Regions from separate parts of the Mus musculus genome. Here region 2 is linked to region 1. The links are chromatin loops, found by intact Hi-C in ENCODE. Cell type or tissue: left cerebral cortex. All regions are shown on one strand. Links, peaks and the distances in the headings refer to the core of each region. The heading gives the core; the rest is flanking DNA. Region 1 has its middle 48 kb from the start of Gm24099. Region 2 holds the start of Skint2 (selection and upkeep of intraepithelial T cells 2).

Region 1 (2,838 bases), core at 22-2,521:
GTTTGCATAGGTCTTACATGTGCTGTTGTGAGTACTATGAGATAAAATATTGCAACTGTCCTCCTATGTCCAGAACATACTGTTTCCTTGTGTTATCATCTCTGGCTCTTATATTCTCCACTTTTCCCCTCAATGATCCCTAAGCTATGAAAGGATGCAGAATGATAGAGATGTTTCATTTAAGGCTGAGTACTTCTCAGTCTCTTATTCTCTGTAGATTTGCTACTATCTGGGTCTATGTGTTAATCATTGTCCACTGCAAAGAGAAGCTTCTTTCATGAGGGCTAAGATACGCCTTAATTTATGGAAATAGACATAAATCATCAAGAGTCAGTTTAGCACTCTGGCGTTTATCAGAATAATAGGAGTGGGTTCTCTTCTTGCCAATGTGGACTATCTGTCCATAAGTTCTAACTCAGTAATGGCACCATGTATCTATTCTACAAAACTGAAAAAACTGAAATAAATGGATGGATTTATTGATATATAACAACAAAATAAGTAAAGCAAGATAGACAACACAAATAGACCTACCTACAACACTCAGCAAGATAGAAGCAATAATTAAAAATCTCCCAATTATTAAAAAAAAGAGTTAGACAGATTCAGTGCAGAATCTCAGCAGGCCTCCAAAAAAGAACAAATATATGATTATCTGTCACAGTACTTTACAACCTAATAAACAAAAACGCAGTTTCAAATTCCTTTTATGAATCCAATGTTACCTTGGTACCAAAACCAGACAAAGGCTCAATAAAGAAAAGAAAATTATAAGCTAAAATATTTAACAAACAAAATAGCAAAATTCATAATATTAGCAAACTGAATTCAAGATCATCTTACTTAAATAATCTACTATAATTAAATACCCACCTATATCTATATTCCCTCCTAACTCTTCACATTCTCTCTCTCTCTCTCTCTCTCTCTCTCTCTCTCTCTCTCTCTCTCTCTCTCTCTCTCTTTGTCTATTTAATGATGGCTGTGTGTAGGGTTGTAGTAGTATCTACCAAAGCATGAGAAGGCTTGGGGCCATATTCATAAACAACCTGATATTTCCAAGCCATCCAACCAAACACAAGGCATGGATTGCCAATAGCTATTTAGTTAAAATTGGAAATTCTGGATCTCCCAACTCATCCATTGTGGAATTTTTGCTGGCTTTATCTTGCACAGTTTTGTATATACTGTCAAAGATGGTATACATTTGTGTATACACTGACTTAAAAATCTCTCACCTAGGAGAGGCCCTTGGTCTTGTGAAGGTTCTCTACCCCAGTATAGGGTAATGCCAGGGACAAAAAGTGGGAGTGCGTGGTTTGGGGAGCAGGGGGAGGGCGGAGAGGATAGGGGATTTTTGGAGAGAAAACAAGGAAAGCTGATAGCATTTGAAATCTAAATAAAGAAAATATCTAATAAAAGAAAACAAAAAAAATAGAAAAAAAAATCTCTCACCTGGAAAAATATAAATAAATTGCTTAGTTTATTGATATATGTGATCTAACAATTTTAAATAAAAAAGTAAGAATTCAAACAGAATCATAACCATCAAGAAAATATAAACAATAACTAAATACCCCTCAATTAACAAAACAAAACAAACAAACATAAAAAAATCCACCACATCCTGAGGACTTAGGATAGAATTTTTCCCAATCTTCAGAGAACTACCACCAACACTACTTAAATTATTTTATAAAACAGGAAAGAGAACTTGAATATTTTTGTGAAGCCCATATTACTTTTATTCCCAAACGAGACAAATGTTCAAGTAAAAATGAATAATCTTAAACCAAATTCCCTATTGAACACAGATGCAAATTCTCAATAATATAATTGAAATTTGAACTTAAGAACATATGAAAGGGTGATCTACCCTGAACAGGTTTGTTTTATTCTATGGATGATGGGAAATTTCAATATGTGTAGATTAATAAATGTAACCCATTACATAAAGAGGCTAAACCAATAGAAACCAAATGATTATTCCATTAGATATAGGAAAGGCCTTGAACAAAACAAAACATCATTTTTTGATAAACCCCTAGAAAACCTAGGGATAAAATAGCATTATTTCAACATAAGAAAGGTAATATACAATAAGCTCATAGCCAACATCACATTGAATAGAGAAAATTATGAAACATGGTACACATTCTTTTCAAATCAGAAACATGACAAGGATATCCACTCTCATAATTCCTGTTTAACATAGTACCTGAAGTGTTAGCTATGTCAATAAGACAATAAATGTCTCAAAGGGATAGTAATTGTGAAAAAGTTGTCAAAGATTACCTAATTCTATCCATAAAAGACACTAATGATACCATTAGAAATATCTAAAAGCAGACAAACACATTATCAAATCTGACACAAAATTAGCAGCAAAAAGTTTCATCACAGTGTACCAATGACAAACATACTAACATAGAAGTCAGGAAAATAATGGTTACAAAACATGTCATAGAATATATTTAAGCAGAGCTAGTGCAATAGTGGTCCAATAAAAATTGAAGACATTGAAGAAAATACAGAAAAAAATGTTAAAATAAATCTCACATTTTTATATATTGGTAGGACTAATGCTGTGAAAATAGTCAACTTTTGAAAAGCAATGTACTGATTCAGTGCAATCCTTATCAAAATCCCAATGCAATTATTCACAGAAATTAACAATAAAATACCAGTGGAAATATAAAAGACCAAGGATAACAACAACAAGAACAACAACTTGAAGAACAAAAACATTATTGGAGGTATTGCCACCTTTCAAGTTATGTATGGTAAGGATACACATAATAAGAGCATGACACAAGAAAACAGATATATCCATAACTA
Region 2 (2,838 bases), core at 314-2,813, 70 kb before region 1:
GAATTATTTCACCTAGATAATTATATTTTGGTATATTTTCAAAAGATTAAATAACTCAATTTTGCATCTATTTCCCTTTTCTAGAGTACAGTGATGATGATACTGAGCTATGAAATCAACTTTTAAGTTATTTTAAAACTTGAAATATAATTACATTATTTTCTCTCATTTCCTCCCTCCAGCTTCTCTCACATCACCCTACTCTAAAGATGACAGCAGAATTTTTATTATTATTGCACACACACACACACTCATATATATATATGTACATATATATAATATATATGTATGTAATACCTAAATTTATATGTGTAATATATAAATATTAAAATATGTATTTCATATTAAAATTTATAAATATATAATATAAACATCTTATTTTCCTTTCCCAGGAGTCATTAGCTGACTGTAGTCCATTGTCTAGGATGAAATTCCTAAAATAAATTACCCCTTCTAAAATAATATGTCCAATAATTGCCTTATCCCAGGCCTGTTTATGCAGCTATTTCTAGGAAATCAACTTTTTAAACTTCTATGTATGACTGAGAACATGAAGTATTTGTCTTTTTCTGCTATCTTGTTTTAGGAATTGAAATTTTAAAGACACATTTCAAAGACTTAGCAGGTACGTCTCATACATTCTCTTTATGGTTTTGTTTTTCACAGCAGAACACAACATAGAAATTATATTGGTTTAGAAAAACCATAGGATGGGCACAAGTCTCACTATTATGTGTCTGAGAAATAACAGCTATAAGAATACATATATTTCTTTAGCCCTGTTTAAACCAAAATTAGAACCTAAGTTCATTATTTCCCAAGATTAAATTTTCATTTCACCCATAAAGAAACCTTAGGAAATTCCCTCTAGAAAGGACTAACTCTCCCTCCTTCTGAGACCCAAGATTTACTAATCTTAAAATACTTATGTCTAAGTACTTGAAACTTGTTTCTAGGTATACAATATTCCTCCCAGGAGGTACAAGGAAGAAAAAAAATAGAAGAAATAAAACTTATCTATGAAGGTATAATCATATTCTAAAGCTTAATACATCTCATTACTTACCTAAGCCAGATGATACCACAACAGTTCTCTGTTGTCCCTATAAAAGACTCAATCGAGTCATATGAATTTTTGATAACACTTCAGCAGTTCTCCTGAAGCCATAAACATGTCAGAGTTAGAGGGAGATGAGAGAAATTAACTATCAACACCCCTACTCCTAACCTGAAAGTCTGGCCACATGATTCTGCAAGCCTTACAGGTCTCTCTTCCAGGGAACTTCCTACAGGGCTGGTTATATCAACCCATAAATGAAATCTTTGTTTAGCTCAGTGATTGCATCTAGTGTTACTCAATCGCTAGCAAGACTTTCCTCCACAGGAGAAGTAAAAAGAAATCTGACCCATACCTGTCATTCACTGAGTTCCAAATAAAAAGGTATCATGAATTTTGAATGCTAGACATGTACATAGTAAAGATAACTTTAGAAACACAAGTAAATGTCCTTAAGTTCAAATGATATATTCAAGGAAGCTTTGTATAGTTAATAAATGACAGTAATTTCAAAACAAAACAACAAGTTAGACCAGGTAAGCAAAAGATCACAGCAGTTTCCCAGGCTGACAGAACAATTCTAACTTGAAGGCACAAAAGACAGTAGTAAATTCAAAAATCATAGTTTGCAGTAGCTTGACTGGGAGTAAAGTTGGGGAGAAAGAACAAGATGTAAGCTTTAGGAAGAAATAAGAGAGGTTATGAAATTTAGGAAACCTATATGATACAATAATTAATTTCATGCACATATTCACTCATACTTGTAATGTATAGATGTATATTAATGTGTAACATAGATTACAAACTTATATATGTGTTTAACATAGATTACATACTTATATATGTATGTGTTTAACATGAAAACATATATTAACTAGTACATACATATGTTTATAAAATACTGCAGATACTTGCATATGCATGTGTATATATATGTAAAGGTTAACTTCAGTGATTGTATAATTGTATCTCTACAAGTATTTCATATATCTATGTGTACACTTATATGTATGTATGAGATGATAAATATACACATATAAATGTTTATAAATATATTTATTAGTTCTTGAGATAGTTTTACAAAGTAGTTTATCAATTTATCGCCAATTCTTCCCCAACCCATGCCCCTTCACTACCCAATCAACTTTGTGTCCCTTACATAAAAAACAAAACAAAACAAAAACAATAAAAACTGCAACATTTTTATTTTTGTGATGAAATACCACGACCAAAGCAACACAGGAAGGAAAAAGTTTAATTCAGTTACAATTCAGGTAACTCTACATCGTAATGGAAACAAACACAGGAAACTGAGAAGCAGGATCCTAGAGGCAGGAACTAAAGCAGAAGCCTTGGAGTGAAGACAGCTTTGTGGCTTGATACTTATGGATTGTTTAGCATGGTTTCTTATTACATGCTCTGGACTTTTCACAACCCAGAATGTTCTTGGGTGTCTCACATTAATACTTGAGACTGTAGCACATAGTCTTGTTTATATATATTTATCAATATTATGAAGGCATTTTCCCAATTAAGATTATTTTTCCCTGATATTTCTTGGTTCACTTCAAATTTGCAAAATATAACCAACACACCAATCAAGAACAAACTGTGCTATCGAGTGGTTTTGGAAGTACATTCTTCCATGGGAGTATTGTTGCCTTACCAAGGATTGCACTTTTAAAGAAAACTGCCTCTCCTTTTCTTAGCAACTATCTGTTGTCAATGACTCCTCAAATATGGGGGCAATTTCATAACAAATTTCCTTCTCCATGCTGGGA

Evidence for each region. Hi-C counts contacts between places; a loop is a spot of excess contacts. Peaks named below come from ENCODE experiments on the same cell type or tissue, not always from the same donor. Only the 100,000 strongest peaks of a DNase experiment are listed, where the experiment ranks them.
Region 2: it touches region 1 in a loop (17-fold over the local background); 2 of 42 quality-filtered maps call a loop at or near these places.

Annotation. Positions count from the first base shown.
Region 1 is chr4:112,541,227-112,544,064 of GRCm38, reverse strand. No RefSeq gene overlaps it. Among named protein-coding and RNA genes, the nearest start is that of Gm24099, 48 kb to the left of the region's middle. In left cerebral cortex, for the core only: no CTCF peak of the experiment used is centred there; no DNase peak of the experiment used is centred there.
Region 2 is chr4:112,611,994-112,614,831 of GRCm38, reverse strand. It overlaps Skint2 (selection and upkeep of intraepithelial T cells 2), which reads right to left and starts at 1,092. Exons shown (of 8, transcript NM_001285965.1): 1 at 1,067-1,092. In left cerebral cortex, for the core only: no CTCF peak of the experiment used is centred there; no DNase peak of the experiment used is centred there.